Regions from separate parts of the Homo sapiens genome. Here region 2 is linked to region 1. A link is an interaction called in ENCODE POLR2A ChIA-PET data of the cell type or tissue named here. Cell type or tissue: A673. All regions are shown on one strand. Each heading gives the region's core, and the rest is flanking DNA. Links, peaks and the distances in the headings are about the cores only.

Region 1 (11,313 bases), core at 3,310-11,309:
AACATCAGGCATGATTCTTACTTGTTTCTGTCCTGATGTTCACCATGTAACAAGATGAAACCTCAGACCAGATGCCTACTGCACAAGGCATTTCTTTCTTTTTTTTTTTTTCCCGAGAGGATGTTTCACTCCTGTTGCCCAGGCTGGAGTACAATGGCGCAATCTCGGCTCATTGCAACCTCCGCCTCCCGGGTTCAAGTGATTCTCCTGCCTCAGCCTCCTAAATAGCTGGGATTACAGGCATGTGCCACCACACCCAGCTAATTTTTGTATTTTTAGTAGAGACGGGGTTTCGCCATGTTGTTCAAGCTGGTCTGGAATTCCTGACCTCGTGATCCACCTGCCTCGGCCTCCCAAAATGCTGGGATTATAGGCGTGAGCCACCGCACCTGGCCGGCACAAGGCATTTCTTATGCTTCACGTAAACAGGCTATGTTCCTCAAAGGCAGCTGTCACTTGGGCATGATTTGACAATAACAACTTGAGGGAAAAAAGGAAATAGAATCCTATAATTTACCATGAAAATATTATGAAAGATACAGGTCAGCATGTATTGTAGGAGCAAACTTAGTGGTCCTGCTGGTCTTTTGGGTTCATTGGTTTGTGGTTAAGTTTCAAGTAAGTTCCCTCTTGGTCTGGTGTGTTCTGCTGCTGGTGAGCTCCAGCAGCTCAAACCAGCTCTCTCCCATTAGTAAGCCATGCTAAGTTTAGTTTAACACCCTAAATGAGAGTCAATTCAGCAAACAGTAATAGTGACATCTCTGTGTTCAAAAGGAAATGAGGGCTGAGCACAGTGCCTCACACCTGTAATCCCAGCACTTTGGGAGGTGGAAGCGGGTGGATCACCTGAGATCAGGAGTTTGAGACCAGCCTGGCCAACATGGTGAAACCCTGTCTCTACTAAAAGAAGATTTAAAAAATTAGCTGGATGTGGTAGCGTGTGCCTATAATCCCAGCTACTTGAGAGGCTGAGGCAAGAGAATCAGTTGAACCCGGGAGGCAGAGGTTATCGTGAGCTGACATTGGGCCACTGCACTCTGGCCTGGGTGACAGAGCGAGAGTCCATCTCAATAATAATAATAATAATAATAAAGAAAATGGGCTATAGTCATAACAGTAAGAATATAGACCTACACAACAATATCATGGCTCTCATTCTTGATTCCAGCCTCTCCCAACTTCTCAATGTAGCCATGAATAAAAGTCACATTAGATGCCTGGAAGCCATATTTTTCCATGTGATAGTCAAGATACTTTTCAGCCACTTCCACCTAAAGTAAGAAAAATATAGTTTTGATAACATTTTGAAAAAAATACACAACTTTTTCCTAAAAATTTCCTATCACTAACAGAATATACTTCCCCTAGATTATTTTGGATAAACATACAAGATTCCTGTGGACACGTAGGATATACTACAACCTGGGACATAAACTCCCTGCTGCCCGTGCAGTTTGGCTTGAATAAACTCCTCATTCAATAACAAAATCTTTCAGGATAGATGGCAGCAAGAAGGGAAAGATCAAAGTCCACTCTATCGTCACGATATTCATATCAGAGCAAACCTCCGACTCTTGTGTTCGCCCAGAAGAACCCCTAATTGTTCAAGTTATCAGTTTCCAAGACAGGAAGCACTAGTGGCACAAATGAGCATTGCTAACTAGAAGCTTTCTTAAATTATCCTTGAAGAGCCACGAAGAAAACAACTTTATTTTTCAAATAATGCTTTTGAGAATCTTTTTCTCCTTGTCTTCCAAATCATGCCTCACCTGGCCTTTGGTCATGTCTATTCCAGTCACGTGTCCTTTTTCACCAACCAGCTGGCTAAGTACATAGCAATCTCTGCCACTTCCACTACCCAGATCCAAAATCCAGCAGTTTTCTAGATGCTCAGGGATCACCAGACCACAGCCATAATATCTGGGAAATGGAAAACACATATTTTTTCCCTGGAGACTGTAAGACATGAAACCACTAAATCTTATACATACTTCCCTCCTCCCTCCCTCCCTCCGTTCCTTCCTTCCTTCCTTCTTTCTTGCATCATTCACTCATACTTCTGATGTTTAGTCTCCACTGAACTGGACACCCATGAAGGCTGGGACTGTATCTGCTTTACCACAGTATTGTTGGGCATGTGCTAGGCACTAAGACTTCATAAGCCATCTAAAATAATGTGTTCAGGCTGGGCGCGGTGGCTCACGCCTATAATCACAGCACTTTGGGAGGTCAAGGCAGGCGGATCGCTTGAGGCAAGGAGTTGGAGACCAGCCTGGCCAACATAGTGAAACCCTGTCTCTACTAAAAATACCAAAAAATCAGCTGGGCACGGTAGCAGGTACCTGTAATCCCAGCTCCTCGGGAGGCTGAGGCAGGAGAATGGCTTGAACCCAGGAGGCAGAGGTTGCAGTGAGCAGAGATGGCGCCACTGCACTCCAGCCTAAGGGACAGAGTGAGACTCCGTCTCAAAAATAAATAAATAAAATAAAATAATGTGTTGAATAAATACATTTAATCATTAGCTGAGCTTCTAATTCAGGCCCAGGACTGCGCTAGTTATTGAGGAAAAAATGTAAGGTTTCTGTCCCATAGGCGTTTTTTGTTTTGATTTGTTTTGTTTTGTTTTGTTTTGTTTTGTTTGAGACGGAGTCTCGCTCTGTCGCCCAGGCTGGAGTGCAGTGGCGCGATCTCAGCTCACCGCAAGCTCCGCCTCCCGGGTTGACACCATTCTCCTACCTCAGCCTCCCGAGTAGCTAGGACTACGAGCGCCTGCCACCACTCCTGGCTAATTTTTTTTTTTTTTTTTTTTTTTTTTTTTTTTGAGACGGAGTCTTGCCCTGTCACCCAGGCTGGAGTGCAGTGGCTCGAACTCAGCTCACTGCAAGCTCCGCCTCCCGGGTTCACGCCGTTCTCCTGCCTCAGCCTCCCCAGCAGCCGGAACTACAGGCGCGTGCCGCCACACCCGGATAATATTTTTGTATTTTTAGTAGAGACGGGGTTTCACCATGATAGCCAGGATGGTCTCGATCTCCTGGCCTCGTGATCCTCCCGCCTCGGCCTCCCAAAGTGCTGGGATTACAGACATAAGCCACCACCCCCGGCCTTTTTTTTGTTTTGTTTTGTTTTGACTGAGTTTTTCTCTGTTGCCCAGGCTGGAGTGCAGTGGCACAATCTCCGCTCACTGCGACCTCCGCCTTCCACGTTCAAGTGATTCTCCTCCCTCAGCCTCCCAAGTAGCTGGGACTACAGGCGTGCCCCACTACACCCAGCTAATTTTTGTATTTTCAGTAGAGACAGGGTTTCACTATGTTGACCAGGTCGGTCTTGAACTTCTGACCTCAAGTGATCTACCTGCCTTGGCCTCCCAAGTTCTGGGATGACGGACGTGAGCCACCGCTCCCCGCCGCGTAGGTGTATTTGAGAGGCGAGATAAAACATCGTGCACAGAAAACACTTCCCGTGATTTACGGACAGACCGAGTGACAGAGTGCTGTGGCAGTTTGGGGAAGAGGCCGCTCAAGGATTAGAGAAGGCTCCATGCAGTAGGTGGGACAGCAGCGTGGTGCTGGATGCGCAGGGTTGGGAAGGAAAAAGAAAAGGGAAGACCTTCCAAATTGGTGACTGCCGGCTGGGCAGGCAGTGCTGATGGAGTGAGGAAGGGAAGGGTCAAAAGGGCCAAGGTTGATTAGTGGGTGCTGAACTGCGCATATCTTGAATGGCAGATCCAGTGAGTGTGACTGTATTCTGTGAGCATGGGTAGGGACTACAGAGTGTTCACGCTGGAGGTTCTTTTTTTTAGGCAATTTTTTTAAAGTACGCATTTATTTTAGAGATGCATCTGGCTATGTTGACCAAGCTGGAGTGCAGTGGCTATTCACATCCCGGATCGCACACTACAGCCTGTAACTTCTGGGCTCACGCGATCCTCTGCCTCAGCCTCCCAAGCACTTGGGACTACAGGCTCACTGGCGCGCCCAGACTCATCGGAGGTTCTTAGAGCAGTAAGATGATGGGTGCTGAGATTTAGGATTTTTACAATAGACAAGGCAAGCTGATGGGTTGGTGGCTACGGGTTAATTCCCTAGTGACCTGCATCATTATCTTTTGGGAAAACTGCTGTTTGGGGTCTTCCTGGGGACAGCACAGGGCACTCTACCTTAGGGCTACTTCTTCGTGTACATTTTGCAAGGCTTCCCGGATGTGCTTGGGGACCGGCCTGGCTGTGGTGACACAGCCGTTGGTCTGGAGGTCTGCCGATCTCTTCAGCACCTGCCCGTAGTAGGTCTGACCCAGCGTCCCACAGTGGAGTGAGGGGTAGAGAGGGAGAAGAGCTGTGACTGCAGCGCGAGGGCTCCGTCACCACCTCCACCTCCACTTGGCCGACCTCAGTTCCCTGGAAAGGTCGAAGCCTAGACCCTGCCCTACCCCGACTCCAGGAGTCCCGGGGGACAGGGTGCGGGCCAGGCCAGACTTCCATTAGCCTAGGCTCCACTTGGGCCATTCCAGGCCCTACAGCTCTCACCTGCACGTCCTTCTGTATCTCAGCGTCACGAAGTGCAGCCACTGTCGGGAGCGGGAAAGTTAGTTGAAAGGAGAGGGTGCTGAGGGACGGGCATGAGGGAGGGGGCCAGTAAAGGGCAGGCAGCGGGCCGAGGGGTGAGGGGAGGACAAAGGTCTCGAGACACAGCTCGGGGGAGGCGCTCGCGTTCCCGCCTTGCGGGGGCCCAGGGAAGGGGCTGGGGGCTGGGGCGGGGCGCCCAGGGCGCGCACTCACTGTCTCCTCGGCCTGCGACTCAGGGCGCGCACTCACTGTCTCCTCGGCCTGCGACTCAGGGCGCGCACTCACTGTCTCCTCGGCCTGCGACTCAGGACGGCGGGCTCCCGCAGCCAGCTCCTGTGCCGAGGCCCCGCCCAGGCTGGCAGGCTTGCTCCGCCCGCCCATCCCGCTCTAGCCCCTCGCTCAGGCGCCCACCGCCTGACCCGCTGTTCCACTGTCATCCGCGCTGCTCTACAGGCTTTCCAACCAGGAGGTCGGTATCAGCATCCCCCTTGTTCGCTCCACTGCGATTTTCACGGATAAATCTCGTACTCTGATTTAAATGAACACTCACCTATATAATGATCTTCCCCCCTCCCCCTTTTTGGGAATAGAATCATCTTTTCTCGATCTGTTTTTTGAAGTCAAGTTTGTTGAGATATAATTCACATTCCGTGAAATCCATCTTTCTTCAGTGTGCAGTTCTGTGAACTCTGGCAAACGTATATACATCACCAAAACGGAGACCAAAATAGCTCTGGCCCACAAGTTTCTTCGTGCCTCTTTGTAGTAAATTCCCTCTTCCCACCCCTAGCTCCTGGGCAACCACAGATGTTTTCCCTCCCTATAGTTCTGCCTTTTCTAGAATGTCACATAGAGGGAACCATTAACAGTATGTAGCTGTTCCCAGTCTATTTTGGGTTGTATTTAGGAAAGCAACTTTGCTAAATTTATTTTCACCTATAGTAATTTTTGGTCAAGTCACATGTATTTTCCAGGTATTGTCACTTCATCTTGCAGAAAGTTTTTTTTTTAATTTTTAAATTTTTTTGAGACGGTCTCTGTTACCCAGGCCCAACCTCCTGGCTCAAGCGATCCTCCCGCCTCAGCCTCCCAAGTACCTTGGATTACAGGCGTGCACCACCACACCTGGTTAATTTTTGTATTTTTTTATAGAGACGGGATTTCACCATGTTGTCCAGGCTGGTCTCCAACTCCTGGGTTCAAGCAATCCGCCCGCCTCAGCCTCCCAAAGTGTTTGGATTACAGGCATGAGCCACAGTGCCAGGCCCAAAAGTATTTTTTGTTTTTTTAAATATGGAACACTTCACGAATTTGTATGTCATCTTGCGCAGGGGCCATGCAAATCTTCTCTATCATTCCAACTATATGTGCTGCCGAAGCGAGCACCCAAAAGTATTTTTAAATTATTTATTTTTACTTCCACAATTATATGTGTATATCTTGTTTCCCTTTGTGGTTGTAACAAGCATTTCTCTTTTTATAATTTAAATTAAAAAAAAATTTTTAGAGACAGGGTCTCAACTCTGTGGCCCAAGCTTAGCGTCACTGCGCAATCATCTCTGGATCCTTCAACTCTGGCCTCAAGCCATCCTCCCTCCTCAGCCTCCCCAGTAGCTGGGACTACAGGTGCAAGCCACCATGCCCAGCTTGTAACGATCATTTCTATTCATTAGGACAGTAAGGAAACAGGGAGATCCAAGTGAAAGGATATCTAAATGGATGAAGTAGACTCTTTCATTCATTTTTCAATCTCAGTTGCCAATAATACAAAAATCTGGTTGATATCCAGCTAGTAAATTTTCATCTTCTCTGATGTCAATTAGTTGTTACAAATTAATAGAAAGGTGGTGTCTTTTATATTTTTAACAAATTAACCCCATGGAAATAATCCTTGTTGGAATATTTCTACAGCTTGGAATATTTCCAACTAGTATATGTATAAAACTTAGTGTTTTTATAAGTATCACTTAGTTTTTGGGCAATCATAGAATGGTGAAAACACTCCTAAATATTAGTTTTCAAAATATTATCTTCATAAAATGAGCTCCTTTAGAAAAGCAGTTACCTTCTCATAGTTAAAATGATATCTTTATCTTAAAAGGGCAGATTAGTGAGAGGTCAAGGAAAGGGCTGTATCATTTTTCTCTTGTGCTTGTTTTGTTATCTTTAATTTATGGTTTACTTACAAGAATCATTTGACAATCCTTTTTTTTTTTTTTTTTTTTTGAGACAGAGTTTCGCTCTTGTTGCCCAAGCTGGAGCGCAATGGCGCAATCTCGGCTCACTGCAACCTCTGCCTCCCCGGTTCAAGCGATTCTCCTGCCTCAGCCTCCCAAGTAGCTGGAATTACAGGCATGCACTACCATGCCTGGCTAATTTGTATTTTTAGTAGAGACAGGGTTTCACCATGTTGGCCAGGCTGTCTCGAACTCCTGATCTCAAGTGATCCGCCTGCCTCTGCCTCCTAAAAGTGCTGGGATTCCAGGTGTGAGCCACCACACCTGGCCAACAATCCTTAAATCTACCTATTCACACACAGATAAACTGCAATAAAACAAACCACTGTCAACTTAAATTGAGTTACTCTCACTTTTCCTCCATGGTGTCTGGTGTGGGGGCTAATTTTGGACCAGACTGTGACCATCAATCATTCTGATTGGTCAGTGCCTCACCACAGGTTTTGTGGGGTTTTTTGTTTTTTTGTTTTACTATCACCCCTGCTAAATGACAGGAATGCTATATATCTGTATACTGCGTAGAAGAAATTAAGACTCTCACATCAAGTCATATTTTAAATATTGGCAAAAGCTTTTTTATTTTTTTGAGACAGAGTCTCGCTCTGTCACCCAGGCTGGAGTGCAGTGGCAGGATCTCAGCTCACTGCAAGCTCCGCCTCCCGGGTTCATGCCATTCTACTGCCTCACCTCCCGAATAGCTGGGACTACAGGCGCCCGCCACCACGCCCAGCTAATTTTTTGTATTTTTAGTAGAGACGGGGTTTCACTGTGTTAGCCAGGACGGTCTCAATCTCCAGACCTCGTGATCTGCCCGCCTCGGCCTCCCAAAGTGCTGGGATTACAGGCGTGAGCCACCACGCCCAGCCTCACAAAAGCTAATTTTTTTAAGATAAAAAACTAACATACATAGAAATTTTCTCCCCTACCCTTTAACAGAGGCCTGTGCACACCGTCACACATTCTATCTTGGAAGCTACTGGAGTGACAATTCCAGGATTATCCAGAAAGGCAGATTTTGGTTAATTACACAGAACCATCTTTCAAGAAGTGGAGATTTCCAAAAGGATCAGCACTCCTAAGTAAAGGATTCCCCAAATATCGGAAGCAGAAGCAGATGAATGACTGGATGATGGCTCACCTGAGATGCAGAAGCAGGGGCAAATGGATTGGATTCAGCTACTTCAAGATCCTTTCCTTTTCTAAGAGCTCTTTAGTATTATGTTGAAGACTAGTAATGAAGGTGGCACCCTTGTTTCTATGCATAAGGAAACTAACAGGTAATAGAGCCAGACTAGTAGTCAAAAGACCTACCATCAAGCTCAGTGACCTTGGGTAAGTCATTTCATCTTCCTGGCTGTGTTTTTTTCATCTGTAAAACATGGGGCCAGAATTTAATAACTTTTAAGGCCCCATACAGCTCTAATATTCTGGGGTTTTATACGACTCTTCTTCATCAAATATTATGTTGGGTTTTAAAACATACCCTTTTAAAAAATTCTTTTAGTTTTTTTGAAATAGAAAGTGTATTTTAAATGCCTTTTTGGTATATATTATAGTGACAAAAGATTTTATTATTTCTTATTAATGTAATGTGTTTTGTAACTATTACATCAACTTTGAAATTCTGGAGTTACATGAACAATTATTCAAAATATTTCTCTATTCAGTTTTCTAAGATTTTATTCGGATTTTTGCATCTATACTCATAAAAAAATCACCTACATTATCTTACATCCTCTTGCATCATCTTTCTTACATAATTTTATTTTTAAAATGAAAATCCTGTTTACTTCATTAAATGAATTAGTGTCTTATGATCATTTTCTATATTTTGGGAGTATAGGGGTTTTTTGTTTTGTTTTGTTTTGTTTTTTGAGATGGAGTCTTGCTCTGCCACCCAGGCTGGAGTGCAGTGGCTCGATCTCGGCTCACTGCAACCTCTGCCTCCTGGGTTCAAGCAATTCTCCTGTCTCAGCCTCCTGAGTAGCTGGGATTACAGGCATGTGCCACCATGCCTGGTTAATTTTTGTATTTTTTAAGTAGAGACGGGGTTTCACCATGTTGGCCAGGCTGGTCTCGAACTCCTGACTCTGTGATCCGCCTGCCTCGGCCTCCCAAAGTGGTGGGATTACAGGCGTGAGCCACCACACCCGGCCAGGAGTATATGTTCTTTGACAGTTTGGAAAAGTCTCATGAAAGCTTTCACAAGCAAATGCCATTTTAATTGGTTATTCTTAGTTTGTGGGTTATTTCTCATAACCAATCTGGAATATTCTCTGTTAAAAGTGTCAGTTTCATAATTTTTTATCTTTATAAGGAGCTGGGCATATATTAATCACATTTTTTGCAGCAAACTGATAACTCTTTTCAAATCTCATTGATTTTATGTATTGCCTATTCAATTACGAATTTACTAATTTGTACTTTTCTGGCTGAGCTGACACTTTACCCATTTAATCTACAAGAACTACTTAATACTTTTTATTTTTTCTAATTTGTTATTTTTTTCTAATTTGTTTAGTTTTATTATTTCCATTTCCATTCTTTCTAAATTCTAACTATATACCCCTTAAAAAAAACAAAAATATTTCCACTCTATCCCTAATACAGGGATTTAAAGCATGCTTATTTTCTTATAGTACTGCTTTGGTATTATCACACAAATTTTCTTTTATGGCATTTGAACATTTGTTATTTTAAAAATATTATCTTCCGGCACAACCTCTACAACTTAGACGTTATTTAGTGAAGTATTTTTTCCATGTTTTTGATCACCATTTAATTCTATGTATGTTGTTTATTTCCATAAAAAAACAAACCATCAAATAATGTATACATTTCCACCTGTTCTAACATTTCTGGCTACTTTTGTTTCATGTATTTTGTTACGATGTTCTCTAGTGACTAAATTCAGTACAAATACGTTTTCATTATTTAATATAAATTTTATCTTATATTTACTATTAAAATTTTGATTGTGAAAGGTATTATTTTATCACATACATTGTAAGCAATCACTGCTTCTTTAACATTTGTTCCAGCATGAAGAAAACTTAGACCATCCCTTCATTTTAATTTTTTTCTAACTTAAGTATTTCTTTGCTTCTTGTAATGACTGCACTTAGCTTTGTTTTCTAAATTAGTGGTCTTTTCAAAGGTACATTGAGTCCATCTGTATTTAATAATACTGCAATTATTAATACATGTTTATAGAATTAGTACATAAATTAATGCCTTTTCAGATCCTTCACATCCAGCTTTTTTACCTTAAGTTAATATCCATATGTATGAGAAATAAACGTAATCTGATAATGCTTAGTTAACTTGATGATTGGACAATAACAATATGAACTATATTGGATTCACTGTTACTTCCTCTTTATTCCTGCAGTGAAAACAATATTTTCTTATGTCAGATTTCTCTCAATCTCTTAGTCAATGAAGACCTGAACTACAACAATATAGAGTCCCATTTTAAATTCAAACAAAGATATTTAGGTTTGACAACAGACTCATGGTAATGTCATTTAAAAAGATGGATCCAATGAACACAGACAAACATCAAAGTTTTCACCATGGCACAAACCTCTGCCACAATCACTCATAATAATTCAACTGCCTTCATATTTGGCAGTAACGTCATGCAAGTGAATTTGCTGATGATTAGCAAAATTACAAAATGAAAGTCAAGGTCACTTAATCAAGAATTACAGCAACAAAGAAATTCTAGGAATGCAGGTCAAGGCAAGAGGCTGCAGCTGGCCTGATAATGATACCACTTGCCTAATGTTCATTTAGGAATTTGCTATCACAAATAAAACACGTATCTCCTCTGAGTTACTAGAACAGAAAAGGAAACAATCAGGTATTACTTATCACCATTATATGACCATGAAATTAAAATATTTCCTTAATAATGATTAAGAGAAAAAAATCATTCTCATGTGTTCATAATAGAAGCTCTATTTCTGAATTTAAAACACTACTCAGTATTTGCTTAAGTACTGAAATTTAGACAATATAGCTTTTGACATATTAAAAGTTCTATAGGAAAAACTAAGACCTCTTAATTTTGCTTTAATATCAAACTAAACAGAGCAGATGAAAAAATTCAATAAGAGCATGGGTTAATCCGATTCAAGAAGTGCTTCCAAAATTCAACCACCTCGCTTCTTCTTAGGAGAAACTGTACATCAACACAGAACTTTTCTTTTTTTTTTCTTTTTTTTTTTTTGGAGATGGAATCTCACTCTGTCGCCCAGGCTGGAGTGCAGTGGCGCGATCTTGGCTCACTGCAACCTCCACCTCCTGGGTTCAAGCGATTCTCTTGCCTCAGCTTCCCGAGTAGCTGGGATTACAGGCGCCCGCCACCACGCCCAGCTAATTCTTTGTATTTTTAGTAGAGACGGGGTTTCACCATCTTGGCCAGGCTGGTCTCGAACTCCTGACCTCGTGATCCACCCGCCTCGGCCTCCCAAAGTGCTGGGATTACAGGCGTGAGCTACCGCGCCCGGC
Region 2 (11,313 bases), core at 1,413-9,412, 63 kb after region 1:
TGACAGCAAAGCAGGTCTCTCACTCCAGGACGCCTCCAGCACCTTGGGGGAAGGCACAAGTGCCAAGGCATCTCTCCAGCACCACTGATGGGTCCCCCCGTATTATAGGTTTTGTGAGCATTAAATATGCAGACCTTCTGGGATGGTCTCCTCCTCCTCTCTTAAGAGATTTCTGAGAAAATGCTTCACTTTCTTAGTGCCCATCTCCCCTCCCCCGCAACTCAGAAGATCAGCACTTGCAAGGGGCCTCAGAGGGGCCCCCTGACAAAAGAAGTCTTATGATTCTCCTGATAGCATCAAAAAAATCAGGTGCTTTTCTCTATCATGTATGCCTCTGTAATACAAGAATCACTAAAGTTAGAGGTGGAAAAATTCTAATTGCCTCAGGTCCATCTCCTCCCTAGAGAGTGTAAATGATTTCCTCTGCTCTCGACATAATCCTAATCGGGTACAATTCCATCTCCCACTGCCACAATCAACTCTCCCTCCCTTTGGCCTGCCCTTGCAGTAGATGCAGGGCCATTAGCAGCCGCTTCTTCCTCCCTGCTCCAGGGAAGGGTGGCGGAACAGAGGCCAAGCCCCACAGCTCTTTACTTCCCTCTGTGCTGTCTCTGGGATCATACTCAGAGAATCTCAGCAAACCCCAATATAAGACCTCCTCTCCAATTTTTAAATGTGTGGCACAAAAGGCTTTTAAATTTTTTTTTTAATTAATGAGGAATTTTGCTTTTCACATAACACACATACACATATACGCACGAGGGGGAAAGAACTGAAAGGAAAACAAAAATAATGACATCTTTAAATGACAGAATAAGAAATTTAAATTTTCTTCTTTTGATTATTTTCTTTCAAAATATAAAACTAGAAACAAATTAATTTTCTTTTTTTCTGAGACAGGGTCTTGCTCTGTCACCCAGGATGGAGTACAGTGGTGCGATCACAGCTCAACCGAAGCCTCAACCTTCTGGGCGCAAGCTGTCCTCCCACCTCCACCTTCTGAGTAGCTGGGACTACAAGCATATGCCACCATGCCTGGCTTTCTCCCTGTGTTGCCCAGGCTGGTCTTGAACCCTGGGCTCAAGAGATCCTCACGTCTCAGCCTCCCAAAGTGCTAGGATTACAGGTGTGAGCCACCGCGCCCGGCCAAAACAAATTAAATTTTAAAAATATCTATGACTAATTTTACTTTGGCTAGCTTTTTTTTTTTAATCAATAATTTCTGGGTAGGTTTTTAAATTCCTCTAGGAATATGGCTATACAATGAAATAATATGAATCATTAAAAAATTACTCACATAATATTATTTTTGACATACAAAGAGTTTCTGATATTAAATGAAAAAAAGCAGATGACAAAATAAAATATGATCCTAACTTTTGCTTAAAAAAAGTACGTATGGCTGGGCGCAGGGGCTCACACCCTGTAATCCCAGCACTTTGGGAGGCCAAGGTGGGCGGATCACGACATCAAGAGATCGAGACCATCCTGGCCAACATGGTGAAACCCCATCTCTACTAAAAATAAATACAAAAATTAGCTGGGCATGGTGGCACACACCTATAGTCCCAGCTACTTGGGAGGCTGAGAATCGCTTGAACCCAGGAGGGGAGGTTGCAGTGAGCTGAGATCACGCCACTGCACTCCAGCCTGGCAACCGAGTGAGATTCAGTCTTAAAAAAAAAAGTATATATGGACAGAAAAAGGAGGGGTATGGTCAGGAAGCTCTAACCATGGGGTAACTCTGGATGACAGACAGTACCTGCTCCTTTGTTCTATTTCCTAATTTTTCTAAGATGGACATGTGCTTCTCTGTAGTAAAAAGAATATTTTTTTCTCAACTAAAAATGTATCAAAGGAATAATTTTAAGATGAGTTGTTACTAAATGAGAATAGATAATATTGTTTGTTCTCTATTCTTGAAAAACTTCCATTGTTTTCCATTCCAAATGCTATGTGTATTTTTTATCATCTGCTTTGTAATTATAAATTTGTGTTTAAAATTTTAAAAGTAGTTCCACATGTATCTCTTGTCAGAATGAGTTAAATCAAGTTAACCTTGTTTAAAAAAAGAAAAAAATGCCTCCCTCCCCCACAAAACAGACTTGTAAAAATGAATAAATCCTTGATGTTTTTCCCCCTTATTTGTATATACACAATTTTCCAAAAGATCCCTTGGCATTTAGGGTGTGGCATCTGGCGACAGCTCTTTCTCTGTCCCCCTGGAATGCCCCCATTGAATCTCCTCACAAAGCTGCCCTCCACCAAGTGGGGCAGGACAGTGACATGCCCCCCAGCCCCGGCAGGCTGGCAGTACCATTCCACGGCACTTAATTGCTTTCAGTGGGTATCGCTGTTCAACCAAAGCTTCATGCTGCAGCCTTGCAGCAAGAGAACAGACAGAGGATTTTTTTCCCTGTTACCCATCAGCAGACAGGAAAATCCATTCCTAACCAGAGACCATAAAGTGAACTTAGCAGTCTCCTTTTTGGTCTTTCCCGGTTCACTAGTCAAACTTGCTTAACTTATGTTTCTTTCTTTATGAATTCTGGCTGACTTAAGAGTAGACACTGGCAGAGGAACCCTTGCAGAAGGGTGGAGAGGCTGGAAAGGAGTTATGGAGGTGAAACTGGCTACAGATGCAGTTTGATAACATCTCCTAGGGTTGTTGGGGTGGACACTCTGCTTAAGAACCTGGCTGCATGTGTATTTCGGAGTCAAGTCTAAATTATTCTGGGCTGACAACCATTTTGTATTACCTATACTTCTCTTACTTTCTCAGTGTAATCTCACAGTCCATTATACTTCTGTGTTACTTTATAACTTTTTTTTTTTTTACTTTATTGTTATTTATTTATTTTTTGAGACAGGGTCTCATTCTGTCGCTTAGGCTGGAGTGGCAAGGGAACTCAGCTCACTGCAACCTCCGCCTCCCAGGCTCACGTGATTCTTGTGCCTCAGCCTCCTCAGCAGCTGCAACTACAGGTGCGTGCCACTACACCCATCTAATTGGTTTTTTTTTTTTTGTATTTTTAGTAGAGACAGGGTTTCACCATGTTGGCCAGGCTGGTCTCAAAATCCTGAGCTCAAGTGATCCGCCCGCCTCAGCCTCCCAAAGTGCTGGGATTACAGGTGTGAGCCACCGTGCCAGGCCAATTTTTTTTAACTTATTTTTAAGAGACAAGGTCTCACTGTCACCCAGGGTAGAGTGCAGTGGTGTGAACGCAGCTCACTGCAGCCTTGATCTCCTGGGCTCAGGTGATCCTCCCGCTCTGGCCTCCTGAGTAGCTGGGACTACGGGCATGCACCACCACACCCCACTAATTTTGTTGTTGTTGTTGTTGAGATGAGGTCTCACAAGGTTGCCCAGGCTGGTCTCAAACAAACTCTGGTCTCAAGCAATCCCCCTGCCTCAGCCTCCCAAAGTGCTGGGATTACAGGTGTGAAATACCAGAGATGGCCAAACTTTAAAATTTTAAAAGTACATTCTCCCGTTAGGTAATCAGCATCTGCTTGGCGCAGTGGCTCACAACTAAAATCCTAGCTACTTGGGAGGCTGAGATGAGAGGATTGCTTCTTGTGAGGTCAGCCTGGGTAACACAGCGAGATCCCATCTCTAAAAAAAAAAAAGATAGCCAGCATCTAACTCTACTAGTTTTTTACCTGGCCACCAGTCATTTTTTCAATAGTTCTCTACCTAAAGGTAAACCAACTTCTAACTTTTATACTGCAATATATATGATCTATTTCACAGCTTTTACAATTTTTTAAAAAATTTAATTAAAATAAATTTTTGAGACAGGTATTACTCTGTCACCCAGGCTGGAGTACAGTAGAGACCAGAACTCACTACAGCCTCCAACTCCTGGGCTCAAGGAGCCCACTTTAGCCTCTCTAGTAGCTAGGACTACAGGTGCACACCACACCTGGCTAATTTTTAAATTTTTTGTAGATATAGGGGGGTGGTCTCACTTTGTTGCCCAGGCTGCTCTCAAACTCCTGGCTTCAAGTAATCCTCCCACCTTGGCTCCCAAAGTGCTAGGATTACAGGTATGAGCCACCACACCTGGCCAACATGGTTGTTTTTGTTTTGTTTTGTTTTGTTTTGTTTTCCCCGTTTTAAAGAAAATCTCATGCATTGGTTTTCATGTTTGCCAAGTATTTCTGCTTCTTCTCCTTCTAGGCATGTGGGTAGGCTTGAACTTCCTGACCCCCTTGTGACTGGGTGAGGCTTTGGGACTAAGTCTAACTAATGAATTGAGATTGGATGTGATATATGTCACTTAGAGGCCAAAATGTGTCTTGCTAATATGAGACCCTCCATTAGTCTTCCTTCTGTTTTGGCAACTGGCAACATCCCAGATGGTGATTTCACATCAGTCTGGGTCCCAGAGGATGGTGAAGTGGAAACAAAACTCTCATCCAACCTTCGATGGACACACAGTGTGAGTGAGGAATAAACCTGCTGTTTTTAGGTCACTAGGATTTTGGACTTGCTTGTTCCTGTGGCACAACTTAGCCTATCCTGACTACTGCAGTGTGATTACAAGTTTTTCTTGGGGAGAGAATTTAAAGTGTTCATCAGATTTTTAAAGGAATCCTTGATCCAGAAAAAGGCTAGATTCACTGAACCAGAAGTATAATTTTTTTTTTAAAAAAAAAAGGGCTTTTTTTTTTTTTTTTTTGAGACAGGGTCTTGCTCTGTCACCCAGGCTGGAGTGGAGTGGTGTGATCTCGGCTCACTGCAACCTCCGCCTCTCGGGTTCAAACGAATCTCCTGCCTCAGCCTCCCAAGTAGCTGGAACTACAGGCATGCACCACCACACCCAGCTAATTTTGTATTTTTAGTGGAGATGGCATTTCACCATGTTGGCCAGGCTGGTCTCGAACTCCTGACCTCAAGTGATCCACCCACCTCAGCCTCCCAAAGTGCTGGGATTACAGGTGTGAGTCACCACACCTGGCCAACTTAGGAAAAATTTTAATCTTTTAGCTAGATTTCAAAACCAAGGAAGAAAGTTCATTTTTACATTTTTTACTTTTTTTTATGGAGTGCTTCACAAATTTGCCTGCTATCCTTGGCCGGGGCCACACTAATCTCAGTATCATTCCAATTTTAGTATAGGTGCTGCTGAAGTAAGCACAAAGAAGAAAACTTTAAAAAAAAGGAAAACCTGGCTGGGCGCGGTGGCTCAAGGCTAGAATCCCAGCACTTTGGGAGGACAAGGCGGGCGAATCACGAGGAGACCATCCTAGCTAACACAGTGAAACCTCGTCTCCACTAAAAATACAAAAAATTAGCTGGGCGTAGTGGCAGGCACCTATAGTCCCAGCCACTCGGGAGGCTGAGGCAGGAGAATGGCGTGAACCTGGGAGGCGGAGCTTGCAGTGAGCCAAGATAGCGCCACTGCACTCCAGCCTGGGCAACAGACAGAGCAAGACCCTGCCTCCAAAAAAAAAAAAAAGGAAAACCCAACAAAAGACACACCAGAGACAGAAATATGACCCTCCTTTCCCCAACAAACACACACCTACCAAGAGACTACATTCCTCAAAGACAAGTTTTGAAAATTGTGAGTTCACTGTGGGGTGCATTTGTCATGCTAAGCAAAATGGAAAACATGTTTTTAAAAACAATCACAGTCCAGTGTAGGAACTGAGTCATGTGCCCCATGACTACACTACAAACCCCAAGAGTTCACTACAAACTTGGGAAAACACCACTCTTCAACTGGCAGGAAATTCCCCATTAGGAGGCTCAAGCATACTGTAAGTGAGCTCTCCTCCCATCCTGCAGGACGGTGGGTGACTGGCTCCCCTGGCCCTTCCTTGCTCTCAGCAAGAGCTCCTGCCACTGCCACAGTGGAAAAGGCCTGAATTTGGGAAATGAAGACGTCAGAGACTCGCAACTTCTTCTGAAAGCCCAGCCAACTTTCCTACAAGCATGACTGCAGACGTGGAAGAGAAAAGGCAGATGGCCTGGGTTCAAAGCCCAGCTTAAAAACACATATTCTAGCTTTGTGACCTTGGTCATTTTGGTTTTACTTCCCTCATCTGTAAAACGGGGAGAATAAAGGTCTCTAACTTATCTGGTCACTGTGAGGACTAAATGAGTTAATATATGTAGTATACGCAGAACTATGCCTGATGTATGGTAAGTTCTTAGTGTGTTTATTGTTGTTGTTACAGGCTTAACCATAGATGGGCAGGGTTTCCTTTAAAATTTCCTTTCAATTTCCCTTTTAACCCCCAAAAAGTATTCCATAAAGAAACACAGGGCCCAGTGTGGTGGCTCATGCCTGTAATCCCAGCACTTTGGGAGGCTGAGGCAGGTGGATCACTTGAGGTCAGAATTTGGAGACCAGCCTGGCCAACATGGTGAAACCCCATCTCTACTAAAAATACAAAAATTAGCTGGGCATGCTGGCGCACACCTGTAATTCCAGCTATTTGGGAGGCTGAGGTGGGAGAATCGCTTGGACCTGGGAAGCGAGATCATGCCACTGCACTTCAGCCTGGGCGAGGGAGTGAGACGCTGTCTCAAGAAAGAAAAGGAAAAAAGAAACACAGGTTAGGAACAAGTCCAAAGTCTGCTTTTAGGTTCTGTTCTTGGCACTGGAAATTCAATCAACTCCTATTTACTGAGCTCTTGCTAACAATGGGTATCTTAAGACAAACTAAAAACAAAACAAAAAAAAACGGCAGGTAAAAAACGAAGCTTGGGCAACATGGCGAAACCTTATCTCTACAAAAAAATACAAAAATTAGATGGGCATGGTGGCACATACTCATAGTCCCAGCTACTTAAGTGGCTGAGGCAGGAGGATCCCTTGAGTCCAGGAGGTTAAGGCTGCAGTGACCAAAGATCATACCACTACACTCCAGCCTGGGTGATAGAGTGAAACCTTGTCTCACACACACAAAAAGAGGAAGGAAGGAAGGAAGGAAGGAAGGAAGGAGAAGGTGGAAGGAGGAGGGGGAAGGGGGAAAGGGAAAGGCTGGGGGAAGGGTAGGGGAGGGTGGAGGAAGGGGAGGGGAGGGTGGGGGGAAGGGTGGGAAGGTGGGGGAGGGGTGGCAGGGTGGGGGAAGGGTGGGGGTGGGGGGAAGGGTAGGGAAGGGTGGGAGGGAGGGGGGAGGAAAAGTGGGGAGGGAGGGGAGAGGAAGAGTGGAGAGGGAGGGGAGAGAGGAGGAGGGAGATGGGAGGGAGGGAAAGGAAAGAGAGAGAGAAAGAAAAAAAGAGAGAGAATAAAAAATGAAAAACGAGTTGGGCAGCACTGACAGGATTTGCTAATAGCCTGTTTTGTGTCACTTCAGGGAAATTCCACTGTCCAGAAACATACCCCTCTCCCTCCTAAAGCCCAAACCAGGGGAAACTGATGCCTGGGTGAAATTCTCCCAAATGATCTCAAGGGCAGAAATTCCCAACTTTGATCTCTCCCTGGAAAATGTAGCTTGCTGAGTGGAGAGAGCCCCAGGATGAGAACAGGGAGGAGTGGCTTTGGGGTTTGGGCCAATGCACATCCTATCCCCTCCCCGCTGGATTACCTTCTGAAGGTAAGAATTCTGTCTCTCCAGTTTCCAGCCCAGAGGAGGTCACAGCATCAACTAGGAACTTGTTACAATTGCACATTCTCAGGTTTTTAAATTCTCAGTTTTGAATCAAAAGCTCTGGGAGTAGGGCCCAGAAGTGTGTGTTTTCGGTAGCCCTTCAGGAAATTCTGATGCCTGCTAAAGTTCAAGAGCACTGGAATAAGGGTTTGCTGAATGAATAACTGATGGAATGATGAATTAAAGTACAGGTGCCGTAAAAATGCATGGAGATAATACTAACAACGATCAGGTCCTTAATAGCCTCAACTACTGCCCCTATTAAACAGGATCTGCCGTTCTCAACACATGCAGGCCCAATAACTGGTTTGGGTTATGAAACATTGAAAAGACATGTGGGAAAGGTTGCCGGCCAGAGCTCAGGTCTATGTGTGCTTGTGTGTCTGTGTAAACCGTGTGTGTGTGTAAGTATGTGTGTGAGAATTGAGAATTTTCCTCAGCACACAGGAAAATGCAGTTTAGTAGAGGTAAAGGGTGGGTAGAAATGGCATTTTTTCCCGGAGGCCTTTCCTGTAGGCAACTATAGTTAAGGAGTTGCCCTGTCTGATGAAAACTCTGCCAAAGGATTTCCTGGCTGAGGAATTTTCTTTCCAAAGGAAGGTGGGAAGGAAATCAGCCCAAAGCCCGTGACTTTCACACTTCAGGCAAAGTTGAGAGGCAGTTAGAGGGAACAGGGTTGAAAGCAACAAAAAGTGCCATTTTGATGAGAACTTCAGGTGTTTGTTCCAACATCAACCTCCCTCCCATACACACCAGGCAGAAGCCATGACCTCAATAAAGAGGGAGATCGGAGGACTTCCTGAGAAGGGCGTTTTGCTTTTATGTCTCCCATGCCTCCAGAACGTGGAAAACACATGCCAGCTCATTTAACGGGGCACCTTTTCTCTCCGTCTAGACACTGCTCTCTGCTGGGCCTCCTTTCCTAAACGCCCGTAGCTAGAGAGACACTTAGCCGTTCATGCAGCTCTTTCTCTGACTTTCTTTAAGCCCTTGGGGTGAGGCACCTGCTTTCCCAGACTACCTCCTTGCCCTCTGGGTCTCCCTGTCCCCACCACTCCACCCCCCTGCCCTGGCTTTGGTGACCCAATTCAGGTGGCTCCTGAGTCGGCTCTGCCAAAAGCCCAGGAGGCTCTGTCAATCTGAGACGGGGCCATGAGCAACTTCGTTCCTTTTCACAACTGATGCCGCCTGGCCAGGACCCAGAAAAACAAACTACAGCTCTGTGGCTTTTTGGCAGCCCAGCTTCAACTTTTGTTTTAACAAAGGGTGGGAAGGAGAATTTGAACCCTGTGGTTATCTGCATTTTAAAACATTTAAACAGAGTCTGTCTACCTGCTTGGCACTGTGTGTCCTCTAGTAAGTTTCTCAGCCCCACCCCTTCTAAAATAGCAACAATGACTGTGCCCTCCTTCACTGCTGCTTATATATCTGCAGGTCTGGTGGGGACATCTTGAGCCTTGTGCTCTCCTGCACTGGACTGCTCCTGGAATTCCTCAGAAAGGCAGATGAGCCCGTCCTCAGTCCTCAAAAGGGAAAAGCGAGGGTGAGGGAGAGGTCTTGTTTGGAGGAACCACTCCTGTTGGCTACAAATACAACTGCATTTCAGATGGACAGACCTCCCAGCCAAGAGTCTAATTTCCTTTCTGGACCAAACAATAGTCCTTCTGGCTGCTTTCTTGCCATATCACTGACACAGGGGTTGATGGGGGGGATGAGAAAGGGGAAAGGCGCAGATAGGATGGTGGGGGCAAGGTCATGGTTTGACAAACCCGAAGTCTGTTTCCAAATGGAGGCAGTGATGAGGGCTTAGAATCATCTGGGGAAACCGCCTGCAGTCTCCTTTCTCAAGAGACAATTGTAAGAACTACGGCAATGTCAGTCACCTGGGGCCTCGCTGTCCTAAGCACCACCCCCCCAACACCCTCTCATTCTTTGTCCAGCATCCTACACTGTCTCGTCTGAGTTCCAGGAAGGTCAGAGTACAAAGAGTGTCAGTTGAAGCAACCTTGGGTCACTCCCTGAAGACCCTAACACCATCACCACTGTCGTGCAACTTGAAGAAGCAAGTGGTTCTGGCTTCAGTCAAACCAGTGGCAAGACAAAGATGGTTTCCACATGGCATTTTTCTTTTTTTTTTTTTAGATGGAGCCTCGCTCTGTTGCCCAGGCTGGAGTGCAGTGGCGCAACCTCGGCTCACTGCAACCTCCGCCTCCCGGGTTCAAGTGATTCTCCTGCCTCAGCCTCCTGAGTAGCTGGGACTGCAGGCACACACCACCATGCCCAGATAATTTTTGTATTTTTAGTAGAGAGGGGGTTTCACCATGTTAGCCAGGCTGGTATTGAACTCTTGGGCTCAAGTGATCCACATGCCTTGGCCTCCCAGGGTGCTGGGATTATAAGCGTGAGCTACTGTGCCCAGCCTCCACATGGGATTTAGCTGACAGTAAAAGGTTAGGTACACTGGAGAATCCTCCAGGAACTTCCATGTGAGAACTGGGTAAGAAATAAAAGGAGCTGAGCCTCAAGACTCCCTTTCTCCAGAAGGTCCTCTATAGGCAAGGACCTAGGGAAAGACTGTTCCTTTCCGAAGGACCCTCAGAAACAGAGGCACTCCATGAGGTTCTATGGGAAATTCTGGAAGCCCCTGTGGTCCTTACAAGAAAATGGCATAGTGACCATCTAGAGTGGCCTGGCATTCATAGTAGCTTGGCTTGCAACCTCTCTCTGCAAAAACAGCAAGCCAGCCAGGTGTGGTGGCTCACGCCTCTAATCCCAGCACTTTGGGAAGCCAAGGCGGGCAGATCACGAGGTCAACAGATCGAGACCATCTTGGCCAATACGGTGAAACCCCATCTCTCCTAAAAATACAAAAATTAGTTGGGCATGGTGGTGCACACCTGTAGTACCAGCTACTCAGGAGGCTGAGGGAGGAGAATCAGTTGAACTCGGGAGGCAGAGGCTGCAATGAGCTGAGGTTGCGCCTGCACTCCAGCCTGGTGACAGAGCGAGACTCCGTCAAAAAAAAAAAGAAAGGCAAACCTGGGCTTCTGGGAGGGCCCAAGGAAGCATCTAAGTTGTTGTCAGCTGCTCAGCACACAATGGAGAGGGCAGCCAGGAGAACCTCAGGCAAGAGCTTCTGCAGCAGACCTGGCTAAGACCATATTCTCTAGTCTTCAGCTAACAAAGTCCAAAGAGCACCAGAACTCTCTTCCTCTACAAAGGAAGCACTTCTGGAACCCATAAACAGATTCCACTCACCAACACTGTCCCCAAGAGAATCCGAAAAGGGCTAATGCCCAGAGTTTCCCACTAAGCAGAGGCAGTAACTGGGACCCTGGGATACTGAGAGGCACCCAAGCAAGGACTTACACCAGAGTTCATAGTAGTAGTTGCAGCACTGAGACTGTCCACAGCAGTGTCCTGTGTCACAGATGTAGCTTTGATTGTTGGTACCCACACAGGCTTCCTTATCCTAAAAAATTAAAAAAGCATGTTAGCATATTAAATGACAGCTTTTGAACACTTTCCTTCTCATCATTGTCCTCCTGGTTGTCTATTCACCAGCCCCCAAAACAGTTTGTATCAATGTTTATTCCATTAAGAAAATCAACTTTGGCCAGGCGCGGTGGCTCACACCTGTATTGCCAGCACTTTGGGAGGCCGAGGCAGGCAGATCGCGAGGTCAGGAGTTCGAGACCAGCCTGA

What was found. Peaks named below come from ENCODE experiments on the same cell type or tissue, not always from the same donor. Only the 100,000 strongest peaks of a DNase experiment are listed, where the experiment ranks them.
Region 2: POLR2A ChIA-PET joins it to region 1 with 16 read pairs; 7 of 35 experiments call an interaction of 5 or more read pairs at or near these places.

The regions. Positions count from the first base shown.
Region 1 is chr10:102,863,055-102,874,367 of GRCh38, reverse strand. It overlaps BORCS7 (BLOC-1 related complex subunit 7), which reads right to left. Exons shown (of 5, transcript NM_001136200.2): 5 at 9,407-11,313. AS3MT (arsenite methyltransferase) reads right to left here and starts at 4,898. Exons shown (of 11, transcript NM_020682.4): 1 at 4,775-4,898; 2 at 4,523-4,563; 3 at 4,157-4,284; 4 at 1,770-1,920; 5 at 1,135-1,271. The coding sequence starts at 4,775. It overlaps BORCS7-ASMT (BORCS7-ASMT readthrough (NMD candidate)), which reads right to left. Exons shown (of 15, transcript NR_037644.1): 6 at 4,523-4,563; 7 at 4,157-4,284; 8 at 1,770-1,920; 9 at 1,135-1,271. It also overlaps the pseudogene LOC124902567. In A673, for the core only: no CTCF peak of the experiment used is centred there; a DNase peak (open chromatin) is centred at 4,907; H3K4me3 peaks cover 1,160 bases; H3K27ac peaks cover 907 bases.
Region 2 is chr10:102,797,760-102,809,072 of GRCh38, reverse strand. It overlaps WBP1L (WW domain binding protein 1 like), which reads right to left. Exons shown (of 4, transcript NM_001083913.2): 2 at 10,978-11,080. It also overlaps the pseudogene RNU6-1231P. Among named protein-coding and RNA genes, the nearest start is that of CYP17A1-AS1, 29 kb to the left of the region's middle. In A673, for the core only: no CTCF peak of the experiment used is centred there; a DNase peak (open chromatin) is centred at 5,822; H3K27ac peaks cover 1,888 bases.